Linked DNA regions of Homo sapiens: region 2 is linked to region 1. Evidence: chromatin contacts called from ENCODE Hi-C or POLR2A ChIA-PET data. All regions are on one chromosome and are shown on one strand. The core of a region is the stretch at or near the end of the contact, and the rest is flanking DNA. Distances in the headings are between cores, read along the strand shown. Region 1 holds the start of RPL19 (ribosomal protein L19). Region 2 overlaps PLXDC1 (plexin domain containing 1).

What was found. A loop is a pair of places that touch in the nucleus more often than their neighbours do. ChIA-PET counts read pairs that join two places held with the same protein, here RNA polymerase II (POLR2A). Pooled maps may share reads with other maps.
Region 2: a loop to region 1 is called in a pooled map, with 3 times the contacts of the local background. The contact joins the enhancer-like site here to the promoter of RPL19 in region 1. A Hi-C loop is called at or near these places in 2 of 50 pooled maps. POLR2A ChIA-PET finds 5 or more read pairs at or near these places in 2 of 52 experiments (GM12878 and activated T-cell).

The regions. Positions count from the first base shown.
Region 1 is chr17:39,197,600-39,203,986 of GRCh38, reverse strand. RPL19 (ribosomal protein L19) reads right to left here and starts at 3,704. Exons shown (of 6, transcript NM_000981.4): 1 at 3,638-3,704; 2 at 2,668-2,774; 3 at 1,548-1,670; 4 at 878-998. The coding sequence starts at 3,642. LOC124903996 (a long non-coding RNA gene) reads left to right here and starts at 2,773. Exons shown (of 2, transcript XR_007065745.1): 1 at 2,773-3,082; 2 at 3,189-3,832. It overlaps CACNB1 (calcium voltage-gated channel auxiliary subunit beta 1), which reads left to right and starts at 6,318. Exons shown (of 14, transcript NM_000723.5): 1 at 6,318-6,387. RefSeq lists silencers at 6,021-6,150, 6,161-6,387.
Region 2 is chr17:39,115,910-39,121,993 of GRCh38, reverse strand. All of the region lies in intron 2 of PLXDC1 (plexin domain containing 1), which reads left to right. Among named protein-coding and RNA genes, the nearest start is that of PLXDC1, 33 kb to the left of the region's middle. RefSeq lists an enhancer at 2,759-2,808. Within about 2 kb of position 3,178, at least 2 of the 41 ENCODE cell types and tissues checked have a DNase peak (open chromatin) inside an H3K27ac peak, as active enhancers do.

The DNA.
Region 1 (6,387 bases), core at 2,455-4,954:
GTAGCTTCCTTTCTTTTCTCCTATTGCTGCATGAATTACTTCCTAAACCATGACTTTTTTGTGTGCAGTTCCTAGATAGAACTTGCCTGGCAAATAAACTGTTGGGCTATCCTGATGACATACAGGGAAAAAAAGAAAGACCAGAATAGAAAAACTTTCTTAGAAAGGCTCCCTACCCATGGCTGGGCGTGGTGGCTCAGGCCTGTAATCTGAGCACTTTGAGAGGCTGAGGCGGGCGGATCACTTGAGGCCAGGAGTTCGAGACCAGCCTGGCCAACGGTGAAACCACATCTCTACTAAAAATACAAAAATTAGCCAGGCGTGGTAGTACATGCCTGTAATCCCAGGTACTTGAGACGGTGAGGCAGGTGAAGTGCTTGAACCTCGAAAGCAGATTGCAGTGAACCAAGATCGTGCCACTGCATTCCATCCTGGGTGACAGAGCGAGACTCTGTCTCCAAAAAAAAAAAGCTCCCTACCCAAGGCCAGTAAGACAGATCTCTGTGGGCCACGCGTGGTGGCTCATGCCTATAACCCCAGCACTTTGGGAGGCCAAGGCGGGCGGATCACAAGGCCAGGAGATCGAGACCATCCTGGCTAACACAGTGAAACCCCGTCTCTACTAAAAATGCAAAAAATTAGCCAGGTATGGTGGCACATGCCTGTAGTCCCAGCTACTCAAGAGGCTGAGGCAGGAGAATAACTTGAACCTGGGAGGTAGAGGTTGTAGTGAGCTGAGATCGCGCCACTGCACTCCAGCCTGGGTGACAGAGCAAGACTCCATCTCAAAAAAAAAAAAAAAAAAAAAAAAATCTCTGGGAAATGAACTAGCCATCAAAGCAGCAAATGGGTACTGGGCCCAAGAGGGTGTGCTTACATGTGGCGATCGATCTTCTTAGATTCACGGTATCTTCTGAGCAGCCGGCGCAAAATCCTCATTCTCCTCATCCATGTGACCTTCTCTGGCATTCGGGCATTGGCTGTACCCTTCCGCTTACCTGTGGAGAAGATGAGTTAGGAACGGGCCACTACCCAGGCCCACTGTGTATAAGTACACCAAGTGAATATAGTTTCAAGTCAGGGTCCTTAACTCATTTAATCCTCACAACCTCATTTTAAGTAGCATTACTTCCATTTTCCAGATGATGATCCCAACTACGTAAGTTCTTTCGTTTACTCAATTTTAAAGGAAGCACAAATACAGCAATAATTCCCCATTCACTTCATGCAGAATGTGGGTGTAACAGGCAGTGCACCAAGGCAACACAGCACGTTGTAAGGAGCTTCCTTCGATCATTCTGAAACTAGAAAGTACAGAATCCTTGGCATAGTGTAGGTAGGGACTTAGTAAATGTGACCTCCTACCAGGGATACTCTCAATTCCAATACCAGCACCAACTTTCTGATTTGCACACAGGCAGAAAACACATCAAATATCAAGGAGTAAGAAACAGGCTCAAGATGAGACAGAGTGCTTAGATCCTGAATATATTTCAGCATAGATGCCAGCACCTATCATTTCTTAAGGAGAAGATGACCACACTTACCTATGCCCATGTGCCTGCCCTTCCGGCGGGCCAAGGTGTTTTTCCGGCATCGAGCCCGGGAATGGACCGTCACAGGCTTGCGGATGATCAGCCCATCTTTGATGAGCTTCCGGATCTGCTGACCTGGGAAAGCATAATGCACCTGGTCAGTCAACTGGGGCCCAAGCACATCACAGAGTCCAAATAGGCCAGGCCAGAGACACTGCTCACATTCTTGGCCCCACGGTCTCAAAAAGGATGGAAACACTGGAACTTATTTCTTGCCTTCAAAAACCCAAAAAACCTCTATCTTTTCTTTTTCCTTCACAAACAGAGGTTGTGAGAAATACCCTTTGTCTTTGAGACAGTCTCCCTATGTTGCCCAGGCCGGTCTTGAATTTCTGGGCTCATGATCCTCCTGCCTCAGCTTACCAAGTAGCTGGGATTAAAGATGCCTGCCACCATGCCTGGCCATTTCTACATTTTAAATATATGAAAGCACACTCAAAAGAACAAGCCTGATACAATGACTCCTCCATTTTATAGACACTCTGAATGAACTTTCCTAGGTTTGTAACAAGTCAACCCAGGCTAGGTGTGGTGGCTCACGTCGATAATCCCAGCACTCTGGGAGGCTGAGGTGGATGGATGACCTGAGGTCAGGAGTTTGAGACCAGCCTGACCAACATGATGAAACCCCATCTCTACTAAAGATACAAAAATTAGCTGGGTGTGGTGGCACGTGCCTTAGTCCCAGCTACTTGGGAGGCTGAGGAAGGAGAATCGCTTGAACCTGGGAGGCAGAGGTTGCGGTGAGCTGAGATCCTACCACTGCACTCCAGTCTGGGTGACAAAGTGAGACTCTGTCCCAAAAAAAATAAAATAAAATATAAAGAGTAAATTAGCTGGGTGTGGTGGTGCACACCTCTAATCCCAGCTACTCAGGAGGCTGAGGTGGGAGAATCACTTGAGCCTGGGAGCAGGGGTTGCAATGATCAGATGGCACCACTACACTCCAGCCTGGACAACAGAGCAAGACTGTCTAAAAAAAAAAAAAAAAGTCAACACAATTGTGTTATCATTAATCTGACGCAGGAGAAAAGAAGGAAGTAGGGTGAAGAGACAGATCCCAGGTACTCACGGGAGTTGGCATTGGCGATTTCATTGGTCTCATTGGGGTCTAACCAGACCTTCTTCTTGCCACAGCGGAGGACACTAGAGGCGAGCCTCTTCTGAAGCCTGAGCATACTAGACACACAGAAAACATGATTAGACTCTGAAAGCCAATCCTGGGCAAGAATGAACGTCCCCATCAAGACCTGCCCTTTGTGACCCACACCACAGCCGCGAAATAAGACTCTTCCCTAAATCATCTTTAAGGCTCTGGGCTATGCAGCTGGCCCCCTTGGGTTTAAGACTTCAAAACCCACGCTATGCCTTCACCTCTCGGAGCCTCATGTTCGCATTTCTCCTCTGGAAAGTCAAGCCAAGGACTTATTGGATTGAATAGGGGGGTTATGCCATTTCTGGTACTCAGCGTTTAAAGAATATTCGAGGTGAGTAGACCTGATTTCTAGTCTAGGAATGCAGGCAAGTTACTCTGTTTTCTGGGCTTATTTCCCTGTTTTATCACAGTAACAAGCCTCGTTCGGCTATTCGCAGAGATTTCCTTTATGAGAGGCCAAAGGAGTGAATGGAGTCAAGAGTTAGAGATCACCTCTCTCGGCAGTCGGAGGCCTGGGGCCTACACTAGGCTTGCCCTACATCACGTGAAAGCAGAGATCGGCTCCGCTCCGGGTGTGCCAAGCAAGAAAGGGCCCACGGCTTGGTCTTGTTCGCTCCGTTTGCTCTGCTCGCGTGGGTCGACCGGACACGTGTGCGGTGCGGCACCAGCCGGGGCAGACTTTTCCTGGTCTCAGTTGCTGCGACGCTCCCCGCCCCCCCTCACTCCGGAGGCCCGGGACGAAAGTGCTCCGGCCTACCCCAAACCCCGGGACCGGCCGCTTTAGGGCGGCCTCCATTTCATCTCCCCCAACCCCAGCTGCGGTCCCAAGACCGACAGTCCCTTGTCGACACGCGTCAGCGCCTGATGGAGACCAGCTCGCCCTCACCTCATGGCTGCGGCCGCAGCAGCGAAAGGAAAGAGCTCGCTCGGGCCCGGCTCCTCCCATTATCTGCGAAGGGGAGAGCCCAAACCCTGCTCCAATTTCGTCCGTATTCCTGTCCGGTTCTTTCATCTTCTGCCACACTAAACTCACTCATAGCCTCCATATAGGCCTGAAATGATAAAAGTCAAATATCAGAAATCGGTTTTAAACTTAAAAACATAAAAAAGTACCCCTTCCGTAGGGAAAGTGGTATAGTCCGACTTCCTACTAGACATGCGCAGCAAGGGTTCCCAATCACGTGGTTATCTGTAACCGGAAGTCAGCTGGATTGCGCAGGCGGAGTGAGAGAGGTTTTGCTAGAGTGGCCTGGTGTTTGCGGGCGTTCGGGGGGTTGTGGGTGGATGTTTTATTAGCTGAGAAAAAATCAGTTAAAGAAGCGAGAGAGAATGACAACAGATATCAGACAAAGGCGAACTCTTATTCACTCTTGTAGTAGATTGAAAACCCCTGGAGTGCAGAATCGATCACTAAAAGATGTTAGTGTTTTTACGCCACTGCGGGTCTTGCAAGCTCTTGGAGGGCGGGAACTAGTCTCAGTCTCATTTGGCTCACAACTGTACTGCGGCAGGCATGGATCCGCGATCGAACACACCTCAGAAATACCGCACTGGCTGAATGGATGAATGATTGCAGAAAGTAAAATTAAAAAAAAAAAAAATTGGGTTGGGCTCGATGGCTCATGCCTGTAATCCCAGCACTTTGGGAGGCCAAGGCAGGCGGATCACTTGAGGTCAGGAGTTCGAGACCAGCCTGGCCAACATGGTGAAACCCTGTCTCCACTAAAAATACAAAAATTAGCCGGGCGTAGCGGCGCGTGCTTGTAATTCCAGCTACTGGGGAGGCTGAGGCAGGAGAATCGCTTGAACCCAGGAGGCGGAGGTTGCAGTGAGCCGAGATTGCGCCACTGCACTCCAGCCTGGGCAACAGAGTGAGACTCCGTCTCAAAAAAAAAAAAAAAGCAGTCCTTTTCTTCTGATCTGGAACACCCAATGTAAAAATCCAAGAAGAACATTCTGGGGTTTAAGAAGTCTACATCTGAATTGAGGCTCCAACTCATGATTGGTTCCTGCTGATCACCCTATCCGTTTCATCTCAACTTTCCTGGCTGAGAAAGTAGAAGAGAGAGAAAGGGAAGCAACATTTATGCTACTTCCTCACAACAACACGATTAGCGTTGCCCTCATTTTACAGCTAAGGTAACAGATTCAGAACACAGATATTTCTGATTGCAAAGCCCATACTTTTGCGGTTATGCCAGCCTTTCTTGTCTCCAAGGGGCAGGTGGAAACCCTGCTCAGGGTTGGAACTCTCCTGGAACGTTTCTAATGGGCTTCATCTTCACTCACTGCTCCGCCTTCCCCAAGGTGTTGTGATCAGAGGAATGACAGACTGACCATTCACTTGCTATTAGAGTTGGGTGAGGAGGAGGAGTCCCATAGTCTCCTGTCCTGCGGAACACAGCAAGGTGGTGGCCTTATTGTAAGGTCACTTGACCTGGAGAGGGTCTTCTCCATCTCTCCTTTCTGTGGAGCAGGAGAAGGGGTGGAGTAGGAAGGGAATGGGTCCTCCTGTCATGAGTGACCCCTTCATTGAAACTTACAGCTTCTCCAAACACCCCAGCAATTCATTTAATTCTCCCTCATCCTCCCAATAATACCAGGTGACACAGACTCCACAGTACCAGCAACCCCATTTTATAGGAGAGGAGGAAACTGATGCTCAGAGAGGTGATTTGTCCGGGGCTATACAACCAGAAACAGCCTGAGCCAAATTGGCGCCAGAGTCTATTGCCCAGAATCTCCTATTCCTCTTCTCTCCACCAGTCATGGTGGGTGGCATCCAGATCTTGGATGTTTCTCCCTAAATCAGGGGTAAAGGTGGCGCAATTCTAGGTCAAAGGTCATGAGATCTGATTTTACCAGCTTCTCCTCTCTCAGCTCCATATTTCTTCCTCTTTTCTCATCCAAGAGCAGGGACCTCACCCAGCCCCATTCCTGGCCTTTTGGAAGAACAGGGGTTGGGGGGGCGGTGTATCCTAGTGACTGATTAGGGCAGAACTCCTGGACCCCTGGGATTTATTTTGCTGTCTCTATTGGACACCCTCCCCATCTCAGCCTCAGCCTCCCACCGGCAGCCCCAGAGCCATGTTGGAGGGAGAGGCTTTTCTGTTTGGTTTGAGGCAGCCTGGGCCCCACACTGGGGAGAAAGGAGTTAAAGCCAGGTCCCAGGATCACCGGGACCGGGAAGTTCCGGTGGTCCAAACAGGAGTGGGTTGGGGGGACCCGCAGGAAGAGAGGTTTGGGACAAAAGGGGGGTGGTGCCAGCCATGCCAATCCCCATCAGCGCTCGGCATCCACTGGTAGACCGCCCCCCCACCCCTCCCCCAAGTTCCACGCCTAGTTTCTGCCTTCCCGCCCCAGCGGGCCGCCTGCACCCCACGGCCAGTCAGAGGCCCACCTGCGGCCACCTAGAGCCGAGAGGGGCTTGCCTCCCTGCTGCCGCACGCCCATTGTGTGCGCCGAGCCGGCGGAGGGGCTGCGAGGGGCGGGGCCGGGCGGGCGGAGGGAGGGAGCGAGGGAGGGGCGCGGGGAGATGCTGAGCCTACGGGGGAGGCGGCGGCGGCAGTGGAGAGAGCGGGAGGAGCGAGGGAAGGCAGGAAGGAGGCAGCCGAAGGCCGAGCTGGGTGGCTGGAC
Region 2 (6,084 bases), core at 1,929-4,428, 81 kb after region 1:
TCCCGAGCAGCTGGGATTACAGGCGCCCACCACCACACATAGATAATTTTTGTATTTTTAGTAGAGATGGGGTTTCGCCATGTTGGCCAGGCTGGTCTCGAACTCCTGGCCTCAAGTGATCTGCCGGCCTCAGCCTCCCAAAGGGGTGAGCCTCCGGACCCGGTCACCCATTCTTATTACGGGCAATCTTTCTGCTCATCTTCCATTGGCCAGACATAGTCATGTAGCCATACCTAGCCATAAGGAGGGCTGGGAAATATGGTTTAACTGTGTGACTGTGTGCCTAGCTATAACTGGGAGCCTCTGCAACTCAAGGAAGAAGGAGAGAGTGGTTATTGGGAGGCAGTTATTAGTCTTTGCCATGGGTGGGGTTCCTCCATCAAAACTGCCCATGTGGGTGGCAGCGTGATAAGGGGCCTATGGTGGCAGTTGGGAAGTATCCCCAAAGTTGGTGAATTTCAAGCCATGGGACTCTTTTTCCCAATGGCCAGCCAAGAAGCTAGCAGTGATTGACTTTAGAGAAGAAGAATCACAGTGGTGTTGGCAGAGAAATCAAACTAGGAGGTTTATTCTGAGCCTCTATGAGCGATTGCAGCCTGGAGAAAACACAAACCCAAGAAGCCTTGAGTAAGTGATCCTGAGACAGGTGACAACTCTGCTTTATACATTTTAGGGAAGCAGAAGTTACCGGCAAAGTCATAAATTAATATATGGAGTTTATATGTTGCTTTGGCCCAAAAAAGGTGAGCTATCTTGAAGTGAGAGCTCACAGGTCATAGGTGGGTTCAGAGATTCTTTAATTTGCAATTGGTTAAAGGAGTAAGGCTTTGTTCAAAAACCTGGAGTCAGTAGAGGCCAAGTGCAGTGGCTCATGCCTGTAATCCCAGCACTTTGGGAGGCCGAGGTGAGAGGATCGCTTGAGTCCAGGAGTTTGAGACCAGACTGGGCAACATGGTGAAACCTTGACTCTACAAAAAATTTAAAAATTAGCTGGGTGTTTGGCCAGGTGCAGTGGCTCATGCCTGTAATCCCAACCCTGTCTCTACTAAAAATACAAAATTATACAAAATTAGCTGCGCGTGATGGCGCATGCCTGTAATCCCAGATACTTGGGAGGCTGAGGCAGGACAATCACTTGAACCCGGGAGGTTGCAGGGAGCCGAGATTGTGCTATTGCACTCCACCCTGGGCAACAGGAGCAAAACTCTGTCTCAAAAAAAAAAAAAAAAAAAAAATTAGCTGGGTGTGGTGGCATATGCCTGTGATCCCAGCTACTCAAGAGGCTGAGGCGGAAGGATCACTTGAGCCCTGGAGGTCGAGGACTGAGGCTGCAGTGAGCCATGATCAGGCAAGAGAGTGAGACCCTGTCTCAAAAAAAAAAAAAAAACCTAAAATAAATAAAAATAGAAAACTTGGAGTCAGTGGAAAAGAATGTTTAAGATAAAGAAGTTTGCTAATCATCATGTGATCTGCCAATCATATCATGCCATGTATCGTATGATCTGCCAGAGTCACATCATCTCATGCCTTATCTGATATGTCATGTGATATGTCAGAGCAAGACTCAATATGCTGGGTCAGGCCAGGCGCAGTGGCTCACACCTGTAATCCCAGCACTTTGGGAGCCCGAGGAGGGTGGATCACCTGAGGTCGGTCTCTACTAAAAATACAAAATTTAGCCGGGCGTGGTGGCGGGTGCCTGTAATCCCAGCTACTTGGGAGGCTGAGGCAGGAGAGTCGCTTGAACCTGGGAGGCAGAGGTTGCCGTGAGCCGAGGTGGTGCCATTGCACTCCAGCCTGTGTTACATGAGCGAAACTCCATCTCAAAAAACAAAACAAAAAAGCGCTGGGTCAGAGTGGCCTGCAGGGGTGCGTGATTTAACCCGTGCCTGTCATGGCCTTAGGTCCTCTTTATAATTTGATATCATATTGCCACAGAGTCCATTCTGTCTGTCTTCTGATCTCTATTTTAATATTAATGCTGGTAGTTGTGTCTAAACTGCAAAAGGGAGGGGTTACAATGAGGTGTGTCTGGTCTCCCATCCCATTATGGCTGGGAACTCAGCTTTTCTGGGGTCTCATTGGCCAAGAGGGGGTCCATTCAGTTGGTTGGGGGACTTAGGATTTTATTTTTAGTTTACAGTGGCTGATGTGTTGCCAGGGAAAAGTTCTCCCAGAAATTTAGTTTCTCAGTTCTCTCTTCTCATTCATATTCTTTTTAAAAATGAAGTTAAAAAAAAATTTTTTTTGAGACAGGGTCTCACTCTGTCGCCCAGGCTGGGGTGCAGTGGTGCGATCTTGGCTCACTGCAGCTTCAACTTCCCAGGCTCAAACGATTCTCCTGCCTCAGACTCTGAATAGCTCGGACTATGGGAGCACGCCATCACCCCTGGCCAGTTTTGGTATTTTTTGTAGAGATGGTGGTTTCAACATGTTGCCCAGGCTGGTCTCGAACTCGTGAGCTCAAGTGATCCACCCACCTGGGTCTCCCAAAGTACCAGCATTACAGGCCTGAGCCTCCACGCCCGATCTAATTTAATTTTTTAATTGACAAATAATTGTACATATTCATGGGGTACATAGTAATGTTTCAATACATATAATGTATAGTGATCAGATCAGGGTAATTTGCACATTCATAATCTCAAACACGTACCCTTGCTTTGTGGTGGGCTCATTCACACTCTTGCTGTCTGTACCAGTGAAGGACTGCCTGGGCTCACCCTGGAGGTTTTTCCTCTGATCACCTCATAAGCAAGGCTATTCTATTTAAGGTCCTTTTGGTTCTGAGGAGCTATTTGAGCTGTCCCACAGAGAAGGATTATCGTGAGGGTGCAGAAGACGATCATGGGAGACCCAAGGGCTGGACATGAAGGACAGCCAGACCTCAAGGAAGCTGGAAAGCTGTTGGGAACCAGGTCCCCTCCCCCAGTTCTTGCCTCCTTTTCATTAATTCATCATATGTTTATTGAAGCCAAATGTATATAAGGTCTGCCTTTCCTTTCTGTGGATCAGAAGTCTTCTGCAGACAGCTCAGGATGGTTTCGGTTCCTTTTTTTCTTTTTTTCTCACAGACTCTGTTCATCTTGAATGGTTTCAGTTCCTAAGTCTCCAAGATCTTTCAACTCAGCTCTCTTGCTGCCAGCTTCTCAGTTTCCCAATTTCACCCTCCCGGGTGGTGATCTGATTGGCTCAGGCTGCACAAGCTGTAGATTGTAGGCTTCCAATAGATGAGCTGCTTTTGAATCATGTGATTACCTATGTCCAATCAGTCTGAGGAAGCACAGGGTCATGTAGGAGACTGTGATGGGTGTAGTCAACTCAGCAGGGCCTACGGGTCTGGGGGCAAACGTCATTGGGATGGGGATGGAGCATCCTAAAACATGTCTGGTACAAGGATATTATTTAAAATATAATGTCACACCTGAAATTTTAGTTAGCAGGGCTCCATACAACATTGATGTTTCAGGAGCATCAGAAATTGTAGACTAGGCGGACATGGTGGCTCATGCTTGTAATCCCAGCACTTTGGGAGACCAAGGTGGGTGGATCACCTGAGGTCAGGAGTTCAAGAACAGCCTGGCCAACATGGTAAAACCCCTGTCTCTATTAAAAATACAAAATTAGCTGGGTGTGGTGGTATGCACCTGTAATCCCAGAGACTCTGGAGGGTGAGGCAGGAGAATCGCTTGATCCCAGGAAGCAGAGGTTGCAGTAGCCCAGATCTCACCATTGCACTCCAGCCTGGGCGACAAGAACGAAACTCCATCTCAAAAAAGAAGAAAAGAAAAGAGAGAGAGACAGACAGACAGAGAGAGAAAGAAAGAAAGAGAAAGGAAGGAAGAGATTGAGAGGAAGGAAGGAAGAGATTGAGAGAGAGAGAGGAAGGAAGGAAGGAAGGAAGGAAGGGAGGGAGGGAGGGAGGGAGGGAAGGAATTCTAGACTAAAAGGACTGGCTCTAGAACGCCGCGGGTAGGTGGCAATAGCTTTCATTGCATCACTGATGCTCAGCCCTGAGGAACCTGGGTAAACTCTGGCCTCATAAAGAACTGGATGGAGACAATCAATACAGGCAATGGAGCAGCCCTGCCCCAGCTGAAGTCTCTTCTTTTTCATTCCACAAGGCCTGAGTGGTTGGCAGAACTGTTGCACCTCCCTGGGCATGTGGACAGATTGGAGGATGCTGGCCAATCAAACCCTTTACTCAGCTCTGCTTCCAGAAAGTAAAAGGCATGTCTCTTGGTTTTGTTTTGTGACAATGTCTTGCTCTGTTGCCCAGGCTGGAATGCAGTGGCATGATCATGGCTTACTGCAGCTTTGATCCCTTGGGATCAGGCAATCCTCCTGCCCCAGCCTCACAAGTAGCTGGGACTACAGGTGCATGCCACCATGCCCAGCTAATTTTTGCATTTTTTTTTTTGTAGACTTGGGGGGAGGGTCTCACTATGTTGCCCAAGCTGGTCTTGAACTCCTGGATTCAAGCGATGTTTCTGCCTCAGCCTCCCAAAGTGCTTCTTGTCTTTTGAGAGTACTGGTTCATTGGTTGGATTCAGATGGCAAGTGGACATTGCGGTTGACTTTTCAACATATATTTTACCTTACAGCCTTGTACAATAGGAATGGGATCTTGGGTTCCATGATAATCCTACCCCCCAGCTGGTGTTTGGTTTAGGTGGAAGCTGTTTAGCATCTAGGGCTTCCTAGTCCAGAGGTGGCAGGGGACCCAGGTTGACCCTGCCATCTTGAAGCACACGTGTTCATTCAGTGGTCGGGGAGAGGTGTGCTGTGCCTGTCTTGCTTCCATGAGCCAGGGCTAGTTGCCACTGTCTGCCATCCCGTCACTACAAGATGCCTAGCCTTACAATGAAGCCCACACTGAAAGTGGCAGAGAAGAAAGACTGAAAGAGCTTGGTCTTGGTCATTGAGCCACATTCCCCGTCAACCCTGATGTCAGGCCTTTGCTCACCCAGCTTCCATTCCCCATTCCTAGCGGAGCCATGATCCCCAGTTCCTGGGGGAAGTAGACTGGTTTAACCAATCTGGCACGCCCTGGCCCTTGTAATAATCGGGGGCCACATCAGACTGAAGGGAAGATCTTGTGTTCCACTCTTGGTGCGAGGTTTCTCCTTTTGAACCCGACAAGGAAGCATGCTGCCTCAGTGGCTATAGGCAGCCCTCTTTGGACCAGGAGGCAGTCACACTTAGGACAATGTCCTGATGACACGAGGATCATCCATGTTCCATGCCTGCTGCCAGGCTCTCAGACGCTTGGTCTAACACATGTCCTCCGTGTTGAAGCTGGGTTTCTCTTCCTTGCCCCCGAAGGTATCTGCCTTGTTGGCTTTACTTCCTCAGAGAAGAAATTGAGGAATCCAGAGACACCTTCCTGTGTCCAGGATGTCCCAGGTTTGGGAATGCTGTCTGTGGGCTTGGATTCCCAGAGGAGGCAGCTGGTTCCTCCACAAGTGGCTTTTGTGTCACCTGCCACTGGAGATGGGGGAGGATGCTGTCCTTGTCAGAGCCACACTGCACATTCTCAGCACAGTCTTGACACCATTGGCTGCAGAATCCTTGTGATTCAGCTCATTTGGCAAGCAGATGCTGAACACCCACCAGATGCCAGGTGCCAACCCCTGCGCTAGGGAGGTGCTGGGGGCGGAGATGAATGTGCCACCATCCCTGAGCTCCAGCCTCCAGACAGTGGTCCTTCTGATTGAGAGTTTAACCAATGACTGGTAGGTAGCCTAAGTCACCTTCCCGGAGAGCTGTTGCTTAAAGATCTCAGAGACAGTGGATAGAGGAAAGGTCACTGTCTTTGAGTGGAACTGACCTGGTTTCATACAGTTACATTATTTCTTTTTATTTTTTGTTTTTTTGAGACGGAGTCTCACTGTGTCACCCAGGCTGGAGTGCAGTGGCGCAATCTCGGCTCACAGCAACCTCCACTCCTGGATTCAAGCAATTGAATATACTGCCTCAGCCTCCCCAGTAGCTGGGATTACAGGCATGCGCCACCACACCCAGCTAATTTTTGTATTTTTAGTAGAGATGGGTTTCACCATGTTGGCCAGGCTGGTCTTGAAC